Regions from separate parts of the Mus musculus genome. Here all the other regions are linked to region 1. Evidence: chromatin loops called from intact Hi-C (ENCODE). Cell type or tissue: heart. All regions are shown on one strand.

Region 1 (8,000 bases):
AACATGGTACTTGAGCAAGTCACTGAAAAACATGGAAAATGAGAAACACACACTGTAGAACATGGTATATGGCAAGAAACACTGAAAAACATGGAAAATGAGAAACACACACTGTAGAACATGGTATATGGCAATAAAAATTGAAAAACATGGAAAATGAGAATCACACACTGTAGATCATGTTATATGTTGAGAAAAACTGAACATGTAAAATGAGAAACGCTCACTGTAGAACATGGTACATGAGGGAGTCACACTGTTTAACATGGTAAATGAGAAACCCACACTGTAGAACATGTTATATGAGGGAGTCACACTGAGAAACACGGAAAATGAGAAACTCACACTGTAGAACATGTTATATGAGGGGGTCATACTAAGAAACATGGTAAATGAGATACTCAGTGTAGAATATTGTACATGAGGGAGTCACAATGAGAAGTATGGTAAATGAGAAACGCACATTGTAGAACATGATGGAGTCACACTGAATAACATGGTAGGAGAGAAACTCACACTGTAGAACATGGTATATGATGGAGTCACACTGTTTAACTTGGTAAATGAGAAATGCACACTGTAAAACATGGAATATGAGCGAGTCAGACTTTATGGCATGGAAAAGAGAAACGCACACTGTAGAACATGGTATATGAAGAATTCACTCTGTATAACATGGAAAATTCGAAACACACACTGTAGCACATAGTATATGAGTAAGTCACACTGTATAACATGGAAAAAGTGAAACGCACACTGTAGAATATGGTGTAATAAGGAGTCACACTGTATAACATGGAAAATGAGAAATGCACACTGTTGAATCTGTTATATGAGGGAGTCACACTGAGAAACATGGTAAATAAGATACGCAGACTGTAGAACTTGGTTTATGAGGGATTGACACTGAGAAACATGGTAAATGAGATAGGCACACTGTAGAACTTGGTTTATGAGGGATTGACACTGAGAAACATGGTAAATGAGAAAAGCAAACTGTAGAACATGATATATGAGGGTGTCACACTGTATAACATGGAACATAAGAAACGCACACTGTAGAACATAAAATATGAGGGAGTCATACTAAAAAACATGTTAAATGAGAAATGCACGTTGTAGAACATGGTATATGATGGGGTCTCACTGTATAACATGGTAAATGAGAAATGCACACTTTAGAACATGGTATATGAGCGGGTCACTGAAAAACATGGAAAATGAGAAAGGCACACTGTAGAACATGGTATATGTCAGGAAATACTGAAAACATGGAAAATGAAAACGCTCACTATAGAACATGTTATATGAGGGAGTCACACTGTAAAACATGGTAAATGAGAAACCCACACTGTAGAACATGTTATATGAGGGAGTCACACTGAGAAACACGGAAAATGAGAAACACACACTGCAGAACATGTTATATAAGCATGTCAGACTGTATAACATGGAAAAAAGGAAACGCACAGTGTAGAACATGGTAAATGAGGGAATTATCCTGTAAAACATGGTAAATGAGAAACACACACTGTAGAACATGGTATATGAAGGAGTCACTGTGTATAACATGGAAAATTAGAAACGCACACTGTAACACATGGTATATGAAGGAGTCACTCTGTATAAAATGGAAAATTAGAATCGCACACTGTAGCACATGGTATATGAGTAAGTCACACTGTATAACATGGAAAATGAGAAACACACACTGTTGAACATGGTATATGAGGAAATCACCCTATAAAACCTGGAAAATGAATAAAGCACACTGTAGAACATGGTATATGTGGGAGTCACACTGACAAACATGGTAAATGAGAAACACACACTGTCGAACATGGAATATGAGGGATTCACACTGAATAACATGGTAAATGAGAAAGGCACACTGTAGAACATGGTATATGAAGGAAGCCAGACAGGGGGAGAGGGAGACAGATGGACTGGCAGACAGGGTTAGAGGTAGGGAGAGGGACAGAGGCATAGACTTACCTGATCTGGAGGACAGAAGTCAGACAAGCAGGGGGCAAGGGGGACAGATGAGCGGACAAGGAGTCAGAGGGACACACCGGGGGACATGCAGAGAGACAGGGACAGAGACAGATGGACAGGGGCACAGGCAAGGGGACAGGGGGACAAGCAGGCAGGGGGGAGAGACAGAGAGACCCGAGCTGCACAGGCCATGGGCTGGGTGGGAAGGAAGTGAGGACCTGGACGGACAGGGGAACAGACAGAGGAACAGACAGGGGGACAGACAGACCTGAGCTGCACAGGCGAAGAAGAAGTGAGGACCAGGACGGACGGACAGGAGGACAGATAGGCAAGCAGGGTGAGAGACAGGGGACTGACAGACTGACGGACAGACAGACAAACCTGAACTGCACAGGTGGTGGCCAAACACCAGGCAGGCAGGGTGGAAAGGAAGGAAGGAAGGAAGTGAGGACAGGGACAGACAGCCGAGCTGCACAGGCCATGGGCAACTCCAGGCAGGCCAGATCAGAAGCGAGGGAGGGAGATGGGACTGGGACAGGGACAGGGACAGGGACAGAGACAGAGACAGGGACAGATGGGGGAGGCAGGGAGGACGCACTGGCTGGGCCAACACGAACTCAGGCTGGGCCCGGGAAGTGAGGATGGCAAGACAGGGAGACACGGAGAGAGCCCCAGTCCCTGCACTTCTACAGGTACAACGGGAGCAGGGGCGCAGATCTGAGCCGCTGCCCGCCCGCCCGGGGACATCACTAATGCAGCCACACCGCTCGCCTGGAACCCCGGCAGGGACTCGGGTCCAGATTCATCCCCATGAGGCACAGAAGGAAGTAAGTGAGGGCAGGGAGGGACATACAGAGACCCGAGCTGCATGGGCGACGGTAAAGGCCAGTCAGGCCAGGTCACAAGGAAGGAAGAAGGAAGGGAGAACCGGGAGAGACGGAACTGGGATGCAGGCACGGCTCGGGCTTGGTCCCCGGTGAGAAGGGAGAACCAGGATCTGGGGGCTGCAGGACTCTTAGAAGCCTGGATGGGTCTCTCGTTGGCAGACGCCGATGCCAGGCAGCCCCGGGTGGAAGGGAGGAGGAGAGAGACAGAGAGACAGAGAGAGACTCTGTCCCTGCTTCTACAGGTACAAAGGGTACAGAGCCCGCGGATCTGAGCCACCGGCAGCCCAGGGACTCAGCCGGCTCGGCCACACCACTCTGGAACTCTGGCCTGGGTTCAGGGCCCAGATTCGTCCACTTGAGCCAGAGAACCAGGAGTACAGTTGCATTATTTCGCCACAAGGTGGCGCTAGAGATTAGCTCTAGGCCCTGTACACACCACATCTTCCATGAGCACCTGGGCCCGACTTCCTGTCCAAATGGAGGTGCTTCCTGTAGGCTTGCAGTCACACTATGTGGCCACTGGGTAGCGACAGCGGACAGCCCTAGGCCCTACACACACTACATCTCCCATGAGCACCTGGGACTCACTTCCTGTCCAAAATGGAAGCACTTCCTGTTGACTTGCAGTTACACTTTGTGGCCAACGGATGGCGATAGAGAGCGGACCTAGGACAGACACACACTACATCTCCCATGAAGACCTGGGACTCACTTCCTGTCCAATATGGAGGCACTTCCTGTTGGCTTGCAGTTACACTATCTGGCCACCCGGTGGCGATAGAGAGTAGACTTAAGCCCTACATAAACTACATCTCCCATGAGAAGCCGGGGCTCACTTCCTGTCCAAAATGGAAGCACTTCCTGTCTGGCCTGCAGTTGCACTTCATACCCACCAGGTGGCGAGAGAGAACGCCTATAGTCCACACACAAACTACGTCTCCCAAGAGCACTGGGGACGCACTTCCTGTCTGTCACAGGATCTCGGGCATGCTGGGAGCTGTAGTTCCCACGTGGGTAAAAGCACCCACCTATCCGGGTATAACCTCCTGGGAACCGACTGATTTAAAACCCTGTCACCGGGTCGGACCCGCCCACCCAGGCGGCTTACCCTCATCTCAGCCCTAACGCTGTGGGCAGATCTGAGCCCTTGGCCTACGACCAGAGCGGAGCTTTTTATTTTTTATTTTTTTCAAAAAAGCTAAAATCCTTAAAAAACAAAACAAAACAAAACAACTAAATATACATCAAAATCCTGAAACCTCAAGGACAGGTAGGGATACAAAGAGAAACACAGTCACAAAAAACTGAAAAAAAGAAAAGAAAGCAAGAAAGCAAGGAAAAGAAAGAAGGAAAGAAGGAAGGAAGGAAGGAAGGAAGGAAGGAAGGAAGGAAGGAAGGAAGGAAGGAAGGAAGAAAAAGAAAAGTTTTAGGGATATTTTGGCTTCTTGTGGTTTTTTGGGTTTTTTGTTTGTTTGTTTGTTTTTTGTTTTTAGATTTCTATGGGTTTTTTAAAGGGTTCGTAGAGTTTTTAGAAGAGTGTTTTAGAGATTTTTGGTTTTCAGGCTTCTAGTATTTTTAGTGTTTTTTTCATTTTTTTAAAGGATTTTAGTGTATTTTAGGGTTTTGGGGTTTAATTTAGGCTTTATTTTATTTTAACATTTTACTGTATTTCTTAGGGTTGTTGTTGTTGTTCTCGATTTAAAAAAAAAAAGTTTAGGGTTTTATATTTTGGGGTTTAAAATACCTTAAAATTCTAGAAGTAGTCAAGAACTGAAAGAAAATAAAACTTGAGACCTGTGATTCATGTAATTTATGTCAAGTAGCCCAAAGAGCTGTTTGAGCTTTGAAACCTGGGGCTCAGAACATAGCAGAACAGGCCAGGACATGCCTGAGGCTGCTTAGCCATAAAGATAAAGATAAAGATAAACATGTCAGACTGGCCAGGCGCCTCCCTATCTCCCACCCTTCTGACAGTCTGCTGATGTTTAAATGAACCAAACATGTGAAACCGCGCCAATTCCTCCCCCAGCCCCAGCCCCTTTTCTATAAAAACCCCTAGCTTCCAAGCCTAGTGGTCGAATCCACTGTCTCCTGCGTGAGATATGTTTCGACCAAGTGCTCTGCCATTAAACTACCTCGTGTTTTTACATCAAGGCGTTCTGTTCTGTTCGTGATTCTTGGGTGCATGCTGAATTGGGAGTTGAGTGGGGGTTTCCCCATTAGGTTCTTTCAAAACCTTCAAACAACCCTAAAAATAAATCTCAAAAAAAAAAAAAAAAGAAAGAAAAAAAGAAAAGCCTTAAAAAAAAACAAAAGACCTAAAAACACTAAAATCCTTAAAAAAAAAAAACAAAAAAAAAAAAACTAAGAGAACCTAAAACTCTAAAATACCTGAAAATTCTAGAAGAACTCTAAAACCCTCAAAAAAAAAAAAAAACCTAAAAAACCCTAAGATCCTAAAACACACACACACACACACAAACCCAAAACCATTTAAAAAAAAAAAAAAAAAACTTTTACCGAAAAAATCCTTAAAAAAAAAAATCAAAAAACTGAAACACTAAAGGAACCCTAAAGCCTTAAAAAAAAAAAAAACCCAAGCCCCTAAAAACCCCAAAATACTTTAAAAACCCTAAAAATACTCGAAGACGCTGAAAACAAAACAAAAAAAATTTAAAAAACACTAAAAGAACCTTAATTAAAAAAAAACTCTAGACCCTTAAAAAGAAACCTAAAAAATCCCAAAGTACCTCAATCCCCCAAAAAACTATAAAGCCCTTTAAAAAAAAAAAAAAAGAAACCTAACGCCATAAAAATCCCTAAAATCCTAAAAAAAAAAAACCTAAAATGCTAAAGAAAACCTAAAATTCTGAAAAAACACTCAAGAACCCTAAAAAGATCCTTAAAAAACCCTAGAACCCTAAAAAAATCTATTGTGTCCGGCCAGCAGATCACAGGTTTGGGTTCTAGCCTGGAAAGGCATTTTGGAAACCTGGAAGAGAAGAGGGGCTAGGCTGCGCGAGACAAGGACGGAACCAAGACAAGGCTCTGCTCAAGGTGCAATTTTAATGTCAGCAAACAAGCTTTATAAAGAAAAGGGGAGGCCCGTCCCTGGCCAAGCAAAGTTCCTTTGAAGTAGATAGGTCAACCTTATAGTGGGAACTCACGAAGATCGCAGTTCAGTGCTAACTCCAGAAAATCTAGGAAGAGAGGCCTCAGGAAGGTTGAGCCTCAGGCAGGTAGTGGCACATCAAAGGAACAGCACAGCAGGTGGCTCCACTTAAGCTGCAGATAGTCACAGCCAGCCTTGCTAGGCTGGAAGGAGGTAACAAAAACCCATAATTTTTTTTTTCAAATCTAGAAACCTAAAAAGACCCTAAAAATTACTAAAGACTTAAAACAAACACCCACAATACCCCAGCCATGCCCACTCCTGCCTTTCCTGTTTATCCAGGGTCTAACTCTAAAGTTTTAATAATAATGATAATGATAATAATAATAATAATGAAATGTTGGGACGGCCTGCGGCTCTCATGTCCAGGTTCAAGCCTGGAAGGCATCTTGGAACTGAAAGAAAAGAGGGAGCCTAGGCAGGTTGAGAAATAATGGAACCAAGACAACTAGTCTGCTCAAGGTTCAAATGTTTAATGGCAAACACGCTGTATAAAAGAGGGGGAATTCCTTTTCTGGTCCAGTCTATTTGGAGTTCTGTAGTCTTGTACGTTCATGGGCATCTCTTTCTTTAGGTTTGGGAAGTTTTCTTCTATAATTTTGTTGAAGATATTTGCTGGCCCTTTAAGTTGAAAATCTTGATTCTCATCTACTCCTATTATCCGTAGGTTTGGTCTTCTCAATGTGTCCTGGATTTCCTGGATGTTTTGAGTTAGGATCTTTTTGCATTTTGCATTGTCTTTGATTGTTGTGCCATCTCTTATATTCTGTTGCTGATGCTTGCATCTATGGTTCCAGATTTCTTCCCTAGGGTTTCTATCTCCAGCTTTACCTCACTTTGGGTTTTCTTTATTGTGTCCACTTCCCTTTTTAGGTCTAATATGGTTTTGTTCATTTCCATCACCTGTTTGGATGTGTTTTCCTCTTTTTCTTTAAGGACTTGTAACTCTTTAGCAGTGTTCTCCTGTATTTCTTTAAGTGAGTTATTAAAGTCCTTCTTGATGTCCTCTACCATCATCATGAGATATGCCTTTAAATCCGGGTCTAGCTTTTTGGGTGTGTTGGGGTACTCAGGACTGGCTGAGGTGGGAGTGCTGGGTTCTAATGATGGTCTTGGTTTCTGTTAGTAATATTCTTATGTCTGCCTTTTGCCATCTGGTAATCTCTGGAGGCAGAGGTAGTGGGCTTCTTAGTTCAAGGCCAGCATGGTCTACAGAGGGAGCTCCAGGACAACCAGACATACACAGAGACATCCAGTCTCTAAAAACTCAAAAACTCAAAAATAAATAAATAAATAGACAAACAAACAAACAAACAACAAATAAATAAATAAAAGAGGGGGAAAGTCCATTCCTGCCAATTCATCCTATGAGCCTGGAACCAGCTGCAGTTGATGACATGCAGGATAGGGCATAGTCTCTGGAATAGCTCTAGGGGGCCTCTCAGCTGTTAGCAGTATCTTGAAGATGAACAGCGGCAGTGGCAGAACAATAGAGTGATCTAGGGAGGAAGACTCCACCCTAGATAATCTCCTTAGTGGCAGCAAGGTCAAGTTCTGGCTCAGCCTGCTTCAGGCTTGTGGGAGGCTACAATGAAATATTATTAATCATTATTATTATTTCTTTTATCACCACATATACCATGTCATACGTGCTATATTGTTTTATCATGTAATGTACTGTTTGTATTACATATGTCATATATGCTATTATGTTTTATGTGCATTATATATCATATTACATATGATATATAATTATATCTACTACATATTATATATAATAACATATTATATATACTATATGTTTTATATACATATTATCTTATACCACGTTTCTCATCGTCATTGCATCATCACATATTGCACGTGATACATATGCATTCTATACGTCATGTCCCATCATCATACATTATATCATTTTATCTGGCTATTATCACACTATATGTCGT
Region 2 (8,000 bases), 200 kb after region 1:
CACATGATAGAAGAACTCCTCCTGCAGGTTGTCCTTTGACCTTCGTGTGGACCATGACACATGCACATACAGAATAAGAAATTATATTAAATCAGAACTACCAGATGACTCAGCTACCATTTCTGGCATATACCATAAGAACTCTGTATGCTACCACAGAGATACTTACATATCTATTTTTATTGCTGCTCTCTATTCATAACAGCAAGGAAATGGAATCAGCTTAGATATCCATCAGCAGATAAATGGATAAAGAAAATGTAATACAAACACAGTGGGTAATTTTATTCAGCCATAAAGAAAACTGAAATTTGCAGGAAAATGGATGAATCTGGAAAGCATTATTTTAAGTGAGGAGGCTGAGATTCAGACAAAATTCCCATCCTCTCATGTGTGTATCCTAGCATATAATGTTTATATGTATGTAAACAGGCAAAAGTGAGTGTGGGCACGGGCTTTGAAACTAGAACTGAGACTATTAGTGTGGTGAGAGGTGTGGAGGAAGAGAAAGCACTCTGGCACACATGTGCTGAAAGCAGGCAGGAGGGTGGGGAAGGCTACAAGGGGGGAAAGGGGAGAAGGGAGGTATATGAAAATAAACCATAACAAACTGTTCGAAAAAAACCACAGTGAAACCTAAATGTGTGTATACTAATGAACAACTTAAAAGAAAAAGAAAATTGAAGAGAACAGACTCTGTATTGACAACCAATAAGGAAAAATAAACAGTAACAAGGAAAAAAATCAATTGATGACATTAACATGCTATGCTGAATAATATTTAAGTAAGAAAATACAATAACTGCCCCCCCCTCTGTGTGTGTGTGTGTGTGTGTGTGTGTGTGTGTGTGAGGGATTCTTGGGATTGAACCCAGAACCTCATGCAAGCAAAGCAAATGTTCTGCCATTGAACTATGCCCCAGTCATCTGAAAAGGCCTGTTAAAGCCCTAGCAGAGTTATTAAATACAGCTACAGTATGCTGGATGTATATAGCACCTGTCTGCTGAAGAGCCAAGCTTTCGCATAGCTCACTTATCCTTTCAACATGCCTGTGAAATGCATAGATTAAAAACAGATGCCTTAAAAATCAAGCAAACTCTAGCTATGAGTACAACAGTGATTTACTGAAATGGGCCTATCTGTCCAGACATCGGAGAAATGAAAGAGCAGAGATTCAACACCCAATAGAATCAGCAACACTACATTTATCATCAATCACATTTCTAAGCTTTACGAAAATTTAACTTTTTCATATTATAAAAATCGGTCTATATCCAGGCCTGGTGGGTGCAAGCCTAAAATCCAGGACCCTCAAGAGGATTACAAGTTCAAAGGCTGGCTCGGTCTACAAAGTGAGTTTAAGGCTAGTCTGGGTGTCATAAGCAGAACTCTGACTGAAAGAAAAAGTAACATGTGAGCCCAGCATATTGATCATTAGAGAATGAATTGCCTGGCATGAGGGAGGCACTGATATCCACGTCCAGCCCTGCAACTATAACACGAAGTTAAATGATAATACAACTGAGAACAGGGCCTGGAGTGATGGCTCAAGTGGGTGAGAGAACTGGCTGGGCCTCTAGAGGACCTGGGTTTGATTCCCAGCACCTAAACTGCAACTCAAAACTTTCTTTAACTCTAGATTTCAGGTATTTGGCATCTTCTTCTGGCCTCCATGGGCACTAAGTACCACAAGTGATACACAGACATACATGCAGGCAAAACACCCATATACATTAAAAAAACAATAATAAACAAATATAAGTGAGAATAGCCAGACTACAGCTATATTCAAAAAGGAATTCCAGCCAACTAAAATCATTGAGCTACTGCACTTTTCAAAACTGAGAAAATGCTTAGTGTCTAGTACATAGATGGACTAAATGTTATTTACCAATATAACAATTTTATGTGAGTTTCTCAAGATGAAATTCTGGCTCAGTGGCAGTTCCTCTGAGGCTATATCCAATCAATATACTTGTACCTCCATATTTTGTTGGGTTTTTTTTGAGACAAGATCCCATAACTAAGGTTAGTCTAGAACTCATTGTGTGCACTGGCATCTGATATGTTGAGATTACAGGCCCTTCATACCACACCCCTCCTCTCTCAGCATTTTCTATTAAATAGAACATTTCTTCATCCCTAGAACAATCCCGACTCGCATTTTACTTTCAAGTGTAAGAATATGGCAACGTTCAATACTACTGAATTTAGCTGTGAATCTTTTGAAATGGCCTCCCCTCTATAACTAAAATAAATTGGCCCATGTATTATGAGATTGGATTTTAAGAATGGCATTTAAGGTCTGGGGAGATGGCTCTGCAGTGAAGTGCTTGCTATGAAGGCATGAGGGCCTGTGTTCGGATTTCTCAACATATAAGCACAAAAGACAGATGAGGTAGCATGTGCCTGAACTGACAGACAGCACTGAGGAGGTGTAGACAGGGGGATCCCTAGGGCTCACCGGCCAGCCAGTCTAACCAAATGGACAAGCTCCAGTTTCAGTTAGAGTCTCTGTCTTAAAAAAAAAAAAAAAGGAGGCAGGTCATTGAGAAAGAGACTTTATGTCCATCTCCATAAGGTACACACAGACACAGACACACATGGGGTGGGGCTTGTCATGTAAGCATTAGATAGTTGCCACAACTTTAAACAAAGGACTCCAAACTGAAAACAATCACAACAATGCATCCAAAAAGCTTTGGAATCCTATATCACATTAAGCTTACATTATATGGCATACCACTCCCTAGAATAAGTACAGACTCGAAATGTGAACCCAGCTCGAAACTTCTAATCTTATGCTTACTTTTTACAGGTCTGTCTGTCCCCTTTAGATAATTTTCTATAAAAAAAAAACCAACCTGCCATACTAACAAGTACAAAATAATTCTAAAACACAGATATTCAAGCTGCCATATATTGATAGATGTTCATTTTCAAATCTCATTTCATACCAGTTACTTTTAGAATCAGTTACAATAAATGTCTTGCTTTATATAGTTCCCACCCAGAGTATACTAGACTGAATACAAATATAGATCTCTGCCATTGTAATATATGCCAAGAATATGATATCAAGAAATGTAAAAAGCCAAGTAGGAACCACACCTTAAACAAAACACGGAGTTAGAAGTGGACTTTCTTCCTTTGTCCAAGGGCATCACTTGAGTGTTCAAGCATCATGGCCAAGCTGCCCCCTCCCCCCTTATTATGACAGCAATCATATTCCTTGCCTAGGAGAAAAAATTCACTGGGTTTCTGATAGTATACTGAGTCATACTATTCTACCATAATAATCGTGGTCAAGTTTAATATGGTTTTTTTGTTTATTTGTTTGTAGAAGAGACTTATCTCCATCAAAATATTACTAATCCTACTCCAAATGTCACAAACCTAGTCACATTTTAGCAATTAGACTCTAAAGATCATCAAAGAGACTAGACATTTTAGGCTTCAGTGTCTAAAAGACATAACTGAAGCATAACAGAAGCAAAACATAATTTAGCTTGCATCCCAAATGGGATACAAGGGTAGAAATTAAGAATTAGAGTTTCAGACCAGGCATGGTAGGACATGTCTTTAATCTCAGCACTCTGAAGGCAGAAGCAGGTGGATCTCTTTGAGTTTGAGGCCAGCCTGGGCTACAGAGCCAAGTCCAGGAATGCAAGGGCTTGTTACACAGAGAAACCATGTGTCACAGAAAAAAATAGGAAAAAAAGAAAGAAAGAAAGAAAGAAAGAAAGAAAGAAAGAAAGAAAGAAAGAAAGAAAGAAAGGAAGGAAGGAAGGAAGGAAGGAAGGAAGGAAGGAAGGAAGAAAGAAAGAAAGAAGAAAAACAGATTCACAGTCTTCCAATTCTGGCCAGCAATGAGAGTTGTTTTAACTGTATGGACATTTCAAGAAGTGCTATGGACCAGAAAGTAGTGGTAATTCTATTTATTGGGTAGCACATCTTGCCATGTCATGTGTGGGGGTCAGAGGATAACTGTCAGGAGTCTGTTCTCAACAGCCATTAGGTGGTACAGGGATCAAAATCGGGTTCTCAGGCTCAGGATTCTGTTTGTATATGACTTAGACAGCCTGCAGCCCAGCTTGTCAGGAGTGTTCCACCTCTTAGAAATGATTTCACACTGGGTTTGTCTGAATTGTTTTCTGTTTCTTTGATTTTCATTTTGTTGAGAGAAAGAGAGAAAACATAAAGTTTGATGAATAGGATCTGGGAGGGCTGGGGGGGAGAAAAATATGACCAAACTATTTTGTATGAAAACAATTAAATAATGATTAAAAAGAAAACCATGAGTATAACTGAGAGAGAGAGAGAGAGAGAAAGAGAGAGAGAGGGAGAGGGAGAGGGAGAGAGAGAGAGAAGCAATTTAAACCATTTTTCTTCTTGCCTTATTGAGCCAGGCTCTCATTGAAGCAAGCTAGTTGATTGAGGGTGTCCTGGAATCCCTGATTCCCCTGTATCTGCCACTTAAATGCTGGAATGAGAGATGTAATTTAACCACGACTGGCTTTAAAATATTTTCATTTTGAAATAATTTTGGCTTGACAGAATAACAACAATCATATAGATGATGTTGATCTTCACCCAGCTAGTATCATTTTATATATCTATCTAAACATCTTTTAAAGCTAGGAAATTAACAATGGTTATTAGTGTCTACTCACGTACACAGTGCTGAACTGCATAAACAATGTGGTTTTTTTTTAGTTAAGTTAAACTTTTATTAGAAATTCACTCTAAAATTATATTGTCACCTTCCTTCCTTCCACTAGGGGGGCTCATCTCTATGAGTTCAGGTATAGTTTAAATCCATTGCTAGCTAATTTGTGCAACAGGCTAGCCTGCACATCAGGACCCTGTGCTTTTAGATAAGTGTGGTTTTCAGGCTCAGAATCTTATGTACAGCTGAAAACAGAGTGCAGGAGGTATTCACAGGTTACTTAAATAAAAAGTCTAGGAGGAAAGACGCAAAGCAAAAATCTTTTATATATTCCCAGTTACTTTAAAAAAATATAGTGTGTGTGTATGTATGCAAACATAAAGTGTGCTAAGAATGCTATGTAAAGGTTAGAGGACAAACTGCAGGAGCTAGTTCTCTGCTATCCAATTGGTCCAGGGGGTTGGACTTGGGTAGTCAGGACTGACTTTTATCATGTGAACCATCTATCTCTAAAGGGTCCTCAACCCCTAACCCTCATTTCCCTTTTGTAGGGTTTGCAGTACTTGATTTTAAGTACTAATATGTGTAAACTGAGCCTGTTTTTGCAAGTAAGTGAGACTTTTAAATTCCTGACTTGGGTGACTCCTCTACGTGTTTCCCTTTCCTTTTATTTTTCTTCAATTTCCTTGTTTTCTTAACTCATACACTTATTGCTTGAGACAGGGCATCATGTAGTCCTTCTTGGCTTTGGACAGCTGATGCCCCTGCCTCAGCTTCCCAAGTGCTCAGCTTATAATCACTTGCCACCACCACACTTGGCTGTTCTACACTGTTTTCATATGTGACAATATATAATCTAAATAGGGAAACTTCCACTATGGGACAGTATGGGAAAGTCCTTTCAGAGACTTTCAAACCACCACACAGCACAAAACCCAACCAATTTTGGAAATTTTGTATCAAGTAGGTCTGGGTATGGTTTCTAAGCCAATAAATTTCAAACAACGAATAATTGATAGTTAATTTTACACAAGAGATTGTTCTCTACCTTTAAGTAGATGCCCAATATTGAGAATAGTATAGGGCAGATTAAAGGGTAGTGATGGTTTATTTTTTAACACTATCTTGTGGGATACGTCTTCAAAACCAGCCATTTAGGGATGAAATGAGACATGAGTTAAACATTAGCTTTCTTAGAAGATGATTTTAAAATTTAGAAAAGGTATATGGAATTTCTGGGAAACAGATATATGTCACCACATAAGTACATTTGAAGCCTTTGTTTTGAAAGCAGCTTTTTTCTTATTTTATTATTCTTTTTAATTTTTAATTTTGCTTAAAACCACAGCAACAGATCACTTTCTGCTCCCCTCATGCAAATCTAGTTCAGTGGATGCTAACTGACACACATCGCCCCTCCCACCAACTCCCTCCACACTTTTGTCTTGGTAGTTTGGGGAACATGGGCCTCAGCCATTGCATTCCAGTTTTAAAGTCAAAAGAGGTCATGTGACTATTACCCTAGGGGCATCAGAGACTTAAGATGCGGGATGCCAATTGGCAAGTGTGGGACCTCGGCCATTAAGTTGCAATTCACAGTAAACTGCATCTCAGTGTTCAACTTTAGTCTCCCAAACCCATTGTGATGTTGAAATGGAGTAAATGCTTACTGTTCCGTAGGTTTTTAAACCTACACTTCTACCTACCGTATTCACTCAAGCTCCTTCACCCTGTCTGCATTACCCCTGAGTAGAAGGGTGATAGCAGCATCCCTCTGGTCTGATCCTATATGACTAGACGCCCCAGTTTAAATCCAAGCTAGACCTGCACCACTGGTGTAGTCAGTTATACAGCTCCAGTGAAAAGCCAGTCTTCAGGATGTAAACTGTCAGCAAAGCTGGAGCAAGCAAGGGCCTGGAGCCAGGGGAGGTTCAGAACCGCCAACACTTGAGCTAGTGGAGCAGCAGCAGCAACTTTGGGACTGGCGACCGCAGGGCTAGTCGGCGTCCTCAGGCCTCTCATTAGGTCGCTAAAGTAAGCAGGCGGAGAAAAGTAAACACAGGCAAGTGCAGCTGAGTCTGGGAATGGGGCTTCAGCCACCATCTCGGCTCAGCCTCCCAGGGGTCCCAGAGCGGTCCCGGGTGCTGCAGCCCTGCTCGCTAGCTCTGAGTTGCACAACCAGAGCCATCGGGACTCAAGCTGACCGCCAGGGCGCTGCTAGGGGAGAGAACCAAAAGGTACCTCCGGGCTAGCCTGGAAAGCTTCTGCCACCGAAAGGAAAAACAAAACAAAACAACAACAACAACAACACACACACAAAACACCAAAAACAAAAACAAAAAAAAAAACAAAAAACAAAACAAACAAACAAAAAAACCAAAAAACTGCTTACTCATAGGGAGTCGCGGCGCAGTCCCGAAGCTCAGCCTAAGGGCTGGGGAGAGGAGAGGGCAGAAGGTGGGCCGCCGAGGCCAGGTTCCTGGGGGGGGGGGGGGTACCGCACCCGCTCCGCGCCCCGCCTCTTTGGGAGCCTCGGGGTCCTCAGAAACCCGCCGGGTCACCTAGAGCGGGCGATTTGGAACTAGCGGGAAGCGACCTACGCTGCTAGCTCTGGGATTTTCCAGCGGCTGAGGAGGAAGGGAGGGAGGGAGGGAGGGAGGGAGGGAGGGATGGATTGAAGAATGGCTGTAGCTGGAAATGGAAGGCAGAGGGAAGATAGGCTTAGGATTTCCACTTCAGGGGTGGTCGCTGCCTTAGGGAATCTGGGTAAGTGTTGGCTTTTAAGCCCTTCGGTCTGTGGTGGGCAACAAGTTAGGAGGAACTAGAGAGCAGTCGCAGCGAAGAGCAGAAAAAGTGATGGCAGAGGGTGGTAATAAGGAACCCTTTGGAGCTCCCACCCATTCCGTTGGCGAGGATCGCCCGGGAGCCGAGCCTCAGACTCCAGATGAAATTTTCTTCGATCTCCCCCTTTGCCCAACCCCCGTCCCCTAGTATAACACACGTTCCTGCTAAGGTTCCCGGAGATGCTCTCACCAGGACCCACTCTTACCCACGCCCAGGAAACCGGCTCCCCTCGAGCCCTTGGAACTGCAAAGCACTTACGTAAAAGTCGCAGAGTCGCTGATCTGGCTCTACAGCTTCCGACCAAGCACTCAGACAACTTCTGCCCCTAGGAATCTCTGCAGCTGTGCTTCTAAAGCCAGCGCTCCCTCCCCTCTTGCCAGCCTCCTCCGCCCTGCGGCCACAGCCATTGGCTCAGATGGTGTTCACAGCGGCCTGGGAACCAGGAAGAGGATTGGGCCAGGAGCCTGTCACATCAACTGGGTGGGG
Region 3 (8,000 bases), 100 kb after region 1:
GTGAGTGCATACCATGCATGGATTACTTTACTCAGGATGATATTCTCCAGTTCCATCCATTTGCATTCAAAATTTGTAATATCTTTGTTTTTAATTGCTGAATAGTATTCCATTGTGTAGACATACCACATTTTCTTTATCCATTCTTCCTTTGAGGAACATCTAGGTCATTTCAGCTTCTGTCTGTTATGAATAAAGCTGGTGTGAACATAGTTGAGGAGGTGTCCCTGTGGTATAGTGGGGGCATCTTTGGGTATATGGCCAGCTTGGTCTTGAGGTATAACTATTCCCAGTTTTCTGAGAAACTGCCAAATTGATTTCCAAATAGTTGTATAAATTTGTAGTCCCACCATCAATAGAGAAGTGTTCCCCTTGCTGCATATCCTCACCAGTGTGTGCTATCTCTTGAGTTTTTGATCATACTCATTCTGATAGGTGTAAGGTGGAATCTCAGAGTCATTTTTGATTTGCATTTCTTTTTGAGACAGGGTTTCACAGTGTAGACCTGGCTATCCTGACCTTGCTCTTTAGACTAGGATGGCCTGGAACTCAGAGATGCCTGTCTGTGCCTTCCTCCCAAGTGCTGAGATTAAAGGCATATATGTTTTCTCTCTGTGTCTCTCCCTTTCTTTGTCTCCCTTTCCTCCTCTAGTCCCCGTCCCTCCCCCATCTTTCTCCTGATTTTTAGGTAAAATTTATTACAGGCTCAGTTGTCACATTGTTGGCCTTTGCCTTTGTGGAAGGTCTATTAGTTCATACTAATAGGATTTTACACGTGACTACAGGGATGTTAGTTCGAACAGAGAGGTGAGCAATTGGTGGCTCTTCATGGACTAAAGATAGCCTAATACAATTTGTCTCGAGACTTATAACAGTCCTATTCACCACAACCACCAGAGTAGTTCTAACCAGATAATTAGCTTCATAGAATTTTTAACATAGGTTTGCGCGCGCGCGCGCACACACACACACACACACACACACACACACACACACACTGCCTAATGTTTGGAAGTTCAGTTCATGTCAAACTTTATAGTCATAATACAGGAGTTACATAGTACCACTGCATGGAGGACAGGCACCTTGATTTGACACAGGGATTCAAGGATTTCTGGCATATACCCACCCTATTTGTACAGCTGTGTTTATAAATGGACCAAATAGCTTCCAGAAAGTCTGATATAGGGACCACACTCGAGCAAATATGGCAGCTGTGATTGTACTCCCAACCCTTCACATATATGTATGTATTTGCTGCATGATGAGCGCTCCTTACTCTACCCCTAGCCAGGGGAGTGCTGATGCTCTATGCCCTGTGCTCTTGTCTTGGACTCTGTGCTGTTTGAAGAAGTAGACGTTAGTTCAGTTACTCCAGTGGTGTCTGGTTTGAATCATCTGTTCATACACTCCTACTTTGTCAGATGAGTAGCTGTCTAGGTGTTTGAAATCATTAATGTCCTTATAGATAAAGTTGATATGTTTTGTAATGTGGTGGCATGATGCCCCGGGAGGCATGATGCTGTTGTCTTAGTGCACCCATGCTAAGACATCCTTTCCTCCCCCACCCTGTCCCAAGGTACCAATATAAATGAAGTTTATTTGGGGAATGCGAAGGAGGTGAGTAGGGAGTGGAGGGAAAGAAAGAAAAGGGACAGAGAAGGACAGAAAGGGAAAGGAGAGAGAAAGAAGGGAAGAGGCTGGCTGGGAACATGTGGAGAGAGAGGTGGAAGAACAGAGAGGGAGGGATAGAGGTCAAAGAGAGAGAAAGGCGAGAGAGAGAGAGACACACACACACACACACAGAGAGAGAAAGAGAGAGAGAGAGAGTCCAAACAGTCCATTTATAGCAAGCTGGGTTGTTTCTAGGTAACTGTTGGATGGAACCTAGATGAAATGCTATAAAAATCTATGTACCAGCAGACCTGGTGACCCACATCTGTGACTCCTCAGAAGGCAGAGGCAGCCAAATGCCATCTCAAAATGAAAGTAAACAAACAAAAAAATTTCCCAGGGGCACATGGGGTAATATGTGTAGCTGGGGTACTTGCCCAGCATGAGGGAGGCCCTGGGTTCCATCCCAAAACTGCCAATCAAAGCCAAACAAATGATACCAGAATTTGTCTGCTAGGTCTGGATGCATGATTTCAAGGAATGATCAAAAAGTGAAAAACATTAAAACTTCCTCCTAGACAATCTGACAGGCAAGAAGTTCAGAAGTATGAGGACTTTACTCTTGTCCTGTCTTTTGCCTCATGATTTTTTTTTTTTAATTAAACATAACCAGCTAAAGTATAAAGAATTCTTAGCATGGGCAAGGTCTTGGGTTGTAGTTCAAGCCCCTCAAACCCCAGATAAAGACGTTTTTTGTTTGTTTATTTGGTTGTTTGTGGTTTTCTCCCTGAGAAATGGTGTCTTATACTTCATGATGGCCTGAAACTCACTCTCAAACCTAGGTTAACTTCAAAAGGTTCATCTTCCTACTTCCACTTTTAAACTGCTGGAATCCCAGGCACACATTCTGCCTCAAGGTAGTGTATTCTCTTGTGGGTACAGTAAGACCAATAGTTCATGGGATGGCAAAGTTTGAGAATAAAGTTTGTGCTTCACAGGTCCTAAGAAAGAAGCTACCATACTGGGAATAGGGTAGGAGGTTGTAGAAAAAGGCTTTTGTTGTGGTTCCCATAGGTAGAAAAGGGGCAAGGCCTTGTAAGCAGGTTGAAGATTGGGTAATTTGGATGATTTCCAGGAGTGAGACCTGATTTATCTAGTCATTGGCCCTGGGGAGGTTAGGGCTAGACAGTACTGATGAAAGGGTGGGGGAGGGGAGGATGAGATAGCTACTAGTTAGTTTTCAGGTGAAAGAAAATAGCACAAGCTGGTGTTTACTATCTCTAGGCCTTAGATAGGGCATTGTGTCTGGGATCAGCCAAACCGCATGAGGTCAAAGCCTCAGAATTACAACAGAGAAAAAGCCCTGGTTAATAAGGGCTTCCTGTGAACGGTTCCTTAATGTGTTGTCCTTTCTGATTTCTGATTCAGGAGTGTTCTTTTGACACCAAATCCACTATAGAAAATAAAAGAGTAAAGGAATTTAAACCCCAAGCCAGGAATGGCTTCAAATGGCTTTCTTTACCCAGAGCTAGGGATGGAACCCAGGGCTTCAGACATGCCTAGCAGGACTTGCTTTATCCTGGCCAAGCCTGAGGCTTTGCATTTCAGGTCATCAGGGCCTCTCCTAAAATCTCCATTGCATCCTCCCAGTGAAGAACCCTTGGGGGAGAGGAAAAGGGTGGGGCCACAGTTTTACCTCTTTGCAAGTTTAAGGAAGACTCCCAGGTGAAATTTCCCATGGAGACCGCTGGGCTGGGATTACAGCTCCTTAGAAACCCTTTCCTGATTTTGCTTTGTTTTCCTTCTCTTTCATGTTAGGGTGTAATGGGCATTCAAAAGTCAAAAGCCAATTTTCTTTTGGGGCATTGGGTGGGAGAGGTTGTTGCAAGAAGCCTTACATGCCTCTCATTCTCAACTATGAGCCTGCAGTAGTCAATACCTCTAGACAAGATGTCATTTTAGAGAGTCATTAAAAATAATGATAAAGATGCTGACATGTGTAGCTCTTCATAGTTGATGGCTTCTGGAGGGGCTGGGGAAAGACTCAGTTATCTTTTTTGTTTGTTTGCTTTTTGGAGACAGGGTTTCTCTGTGTAGCCCTGGCTGTCCTAGAACTTACTCTCTAGACCAGGATGGTCTCGAACTCAGAAATCCGCCTGCCTCTGCCTCCCAAGTGCTGGGATTAAAGGCGTGGGCCACCACTGCCCGGCTTGACTCAGTTATCTTTAAGGGGCTGGCCATGGGGAGTTTGACCGTGCTCCAGTCAAACACAACATAACTTGGATTTGGTGTATTTTTTTAAAAAAATTTTTTTTTTGGAGTGGGAGAACTCAAGTGTGGAAGTTGGAACTGAGGGGAATGGAAAGTATGATCAGGGCGCATTGTGTGAAATTCCCAAACAATGGATAAAAGTATTATGTTGGAAAAAGTCAAAAGCCTTTACTCTGCAGGTTTCCTGGCCTGACATAAACTAAATGATTTTGCCAAAGTGAGTCTCCTGGAGCATAAATCCTTTGCTCTCTCCTTGCCATGAAAAAGTGCTCAGGAGAGCTGGAGAGATGGCTCAGCAATAAAGAGCCCTGACTGTTCTTCCAGAGTATCAGGGTTCAATTTCCACCAATAACAAGGTGCCCCCAAACCATCTGTTCCTCCTGTTCCAGGGAACTGGACATCAATTTTGTCCTTGAGTGTGCCAGCTCTACTGATGTATATGCAGACACAACCCCGATACACATTAAGGCTGTGTGTGGGGGCGGTGGCTGCGCTGAGAGGATGCTTAGGGCTGGGAGTTTTGTGGAATTGCTACAAAGCATGAGCACTGAGCCTTGGGTTTGGTTCCCAGATGGAAGATTGAAGTTCAAATGACCATCAATGAGTTTGACATCAGCCTGGGATATAAAAAACCTTATCTAAATAATGAATTATAAATAATATTTATGTGGGGGCCAGGGTCTGGAGAGATGGCTCAATGGTTAAGAGCTCTGGCTACTCATCCAAAGGACCAAGGTTTTGTTTCCAATACCCACAATATGGCTCACAGCTGTCTGCAACTCTAGTTGTAGGAGATCTGACCTTTGTCTTCTGGTTGATGTGGGTATCAGGCATATATACCACCTGCAGAAATAAATGTAAGTAAAGCACTCATGCTCGTAAAAACAAGTGCATGTGTATGTGTGTGTGTGATTTTTAAAGTTTTTTGTATGTTTTGAAATTATTTATTTTATGAGTTTGAATATTTTGACAGCATGTATGTAAGTACACCACAAGCATGCAGTTCCCACAGAGGCCAGAAGAGGGCATCATATCCACCAGACCTGGAGGTTTAGGCCGTTATTAGCTGCCATTTGTGTGCTGGTAAAGGAACTTTGGTCCTCTGTAAGAGAGGTAAGGGCTTTTAACTGCTGAGCCCTCTATCCAGCTGGTAAACCAGCCTGTCTCTATCTTATTCTTTTAATCCTTCTTATGGTAAAGATAAACTAGGTTCATTACTCTTTGTGAGAAACCTGTGTTTCTCAAGGATTGGGCCTTGCCCCACTTATAACCATAACTACAGATGTTGCTGTACTGCCTGTTCCAGGAAACAGCAACCATGGCTGGTTTTAAAAGGTTAATATGACCATCTGCTGTTATATATGTACATATGTGTCCCTTAGGACCACCTTGCAACATGTCTTTGTTTTCATGAGGTTATGAGCAATTCAACCGATATGTTTATATAACCCTGCCTGTTTGCCCCCATTTGGAAACACCCTACCCCTGAACTACAATAGCCTTATTTTTTTCCATGTTGAGTGGTGACCTCTCGAACCCTTCGTTAGGGAGAAGCAGCCTACTTAAGCAGTGTACATGAAACAAAACGCTTGCTTTAATTAATTGCTTGCTTTAATTAATTTGGCCATGACGACTTGGGTCTGTGGGTTTTTTTTTTCTTTCGAATCTTTTCTTTTCTTTCGATTGACACTGCCTGTCAGTTTTCTGAATGTATAAAACACATACATCGTGTCATTAGTGTGACCCTGTCTTAACAAACTAAAAAACAAAACAAAACAAAAAAGTTTAGTTTTTCTCGACAAGTGCATCCAACCAGGTGGAAGAGTTCCCTTTGAAGGCTGCCAAAATCTGTATGACTGTGTGTCTCAAAATGTGGAAAAGAGAAAGCCATGGAAGCAGCTGCCTGGCAACAGTGGGAGGCAAATGCACAGAGCACAGAGGAGTTCACAATCCTGAAACTATTCTGTTCTCCACGATCACATTGGATATGTGTCATTATGTGTTTGTCTAAACTCATAGACTGTAGTTCTATGGAGTGAGGCCTGAGGGTGCTGCTCAGTGCTAAAGTGTTGACCAGAATGCCTGGGGGTCTGGTTTTCATCTCAGGCATAGCCAAAACAAACAAACAAAAAAAACCCCAAAACAAAACAAAACCAAATAAACTAACTCTAATGTAACTACATGAAACAAAAACTAGAGCATCGTGTGACAATGGATTTGTTACAAGCTATTTGATTAATGTACATAGAAAACCAGATTGTTAACAAAATATACAAGCTTAAATAGATACTGCATTTCTCCCATGCAGTTAGTTGGGTCCTGGAAAGATGCAGTTTGGGTGTGTCTCTCAGAGCCTCTTTAGATAAGAATGCTAAAAATGGAAAGTTCCTGCCTATTTTAGGGTAGGTGCTTGGGAGGGGTCTTGTGGTCTTTGCTTTATGACCCGAGGGAGAGTCAGATGGGCAGCCTTGAGCTACCAGAGCACATAGTAACAAGGTCCAGCCTACCAATAGGAGTGGAGCTAGAAACCTCTTTTTATAAGCAATTGGATTTTTTTGTTAGGGCTCTGTCTCTTGGCTTGGAAGAGCCTTTATGGAAGGAGCTCCGTGTAAGAGATAGGGCTTTTCTTTGGGCTTGCAGGAATAACAGAGAAGCAGCTGGCAGTAAGGAGGCATTTGAGGGAAGAGCAAAGAAGCCCTCTTGGGTTTGGAGGAGCTCAAGAGAAAGGTAGACTAGATCAGTAAGATGACTCATATAGAGATTTCTAAAAAACCTAGATAGCAGTTTAGTTGTAGGATCAGGCTTGTAAATAGATACTTTGTATATACTTAAGAAAATATTTGCCTTGCTGAGCTAGCAGGTTTTTACCTCACTTTTTTGCCTCCCTTGTCTTTATTGGTGTAAGCAATTTAAACAGCTTCATATTATATGTTTTAGCATGTGTTTATTAACCATAAGAAGCATACTCTTCTAGTGTTGTCAGGGTCTGAAAATCGCTGAAGAAAAACCCCAGACTCAGAAATTATGCAAAGACAATGAACACTCATTCTGCAGAAACAACCAGCATGGGGTGGGTGGGTCAATCACTCATCAATGTGTTGACCCCAGAGGAGCTTGCAGGCACCCTTTTATGCAGGGATATGGGAATTTTCTAGAAGGATTAGGTAATCTCTCATGTGATTGGTAGGGGCCAAAGCAGTGACATTAGTACAGTTTTGATTGGCTACTATGTTAGTTTTTCTATATTTGGTGAGAACTTAAAGAGTGGGTTAAGTAATCTAAAGTTTCTTCGGTGGGGGCTGGGGAAGCTATGTGCATCAGGTTCTGATTGGCTTCTGCCAGGTGGTCAGTGGTCTGCATTCCTATGTCATGAATGTTTAACCATAGGATGAGACAACCAAAGCATATAAGATTGCCCAGCACAAATGGCCCATCCTGAGATAAGATATTTTCCAGTCCTCATGGTTATTTTCAGGCTGATCTTTGGGTGGGGGATTTTATGGTCTAATTTCCTGGAATTCCTGGCTTACGGTGATGGGTTATGGCGGTCGGTTCCTGGAATGAATGACTTTTCTTTTGTTGTCAGGCCTGGTCCTGAAAAGGAGTTTATGTAGTCCTCTCTGTAGCGTGTAGTTTTCGCTACCCTGCTTTAAGCTCCCACCCAGCATACTGCACTACCAGACCCTGCCCAGAGAATATGGGATCCGTGGAATAAAGACACACACACACACACACACACATACACACACACACACACACACACACACACACACACACACACACACACACACACTAGCTTGTTTTTATATTGCTTTAGCTCAAAGGCCAGGCTCTTCTAAGCCTCCCTTGACTAGCGTGACCTTCTGTTCACTCCCAGCTCAGCACCCTAAACCTGCCCTCAGCTTTGTTAGGTTTCTTTTTTCTTTTTCTTTTCTTTTTTTCTTTTTATTTTATTTTTATTTTTTGGTACATTTCTTTTTCTTTCTTTCTTTCTTTTTTAAAAATTAGGTATTTATTTCATTTACATTTCAAATGCTATCCCAAAAGGCCCCCACCCGCTCCCCCACCCACTCCCCCACCCACCCACTCCTACTTTTTGACCCTGGCATTCCCCT

What was found. Hi-C counts contacts between places; a loop is a spot of excess contacts. Peaks named below come from ENCODE experiments on the same cell type or tissue, not always from the same donor. Only the 100,000 strongest peaks of a DNase experiment are listed, where the experiment ranks them.
Region 2: it touches region 1 in a loop (4-fold over the local background); 4 of 42 quality-filtered maps call a loop at or near these places.
Region 3: a loop joins it to region 1, with 8 times the contacts of the local background. A loop is called at or near these places in 4 of 42 quality-filtered maps.

Annotation. Positions count from the first base shown.
Region 1 is chrX:75,670,625-75,678,624 of GRCm38, forward strand. It overlaps the pseudogene LOC115489104. Among named protein-coding and RNA genes, the nearest start is that of 4933407K13Rik, 90 kb to the right of the region's middle. In heart, CTCF peaks have their summits at 3,514 (motif pointing right) and 3,716; a DNase peak (open chromatin) is centred at 3,577; H3K4me3 peaks cover 1,313 bases; H3K27ac peaks cover 807 bases.
Region 2 is chrX:75,867,276-75,875,275 of GRCm38, forward strand. Pls3 (plastin 3 (T-isoform)) reads right to left here and starts at 7,895. Exons shown (of 16, transcript NM_001166453.1): 1 at 7,773-7,895. In heart, CTCF peaks have their summits at 4,771 and 6,869; DNase peaks (open chromatin) are centred at 6,696 and 7,916; H3K4me3 peaks cover 1,946 bases; H3K27ac peaks cover 1,558 bases; H3K27me3 peaks cover 657 bases.
Region 3 is chrX:75,772,753-75,780,752 of GRCm38, forward strand. No RefSeq gene overlaps it. Among named protein-coding and RNA genes, the nearest start is that of 4933407K13Rik, 12 kb to the left of the region's middle. In heart, a CTCF peak has its summit at 4,891 (motif pointing right); no DNase peak of the experiment used is centred here.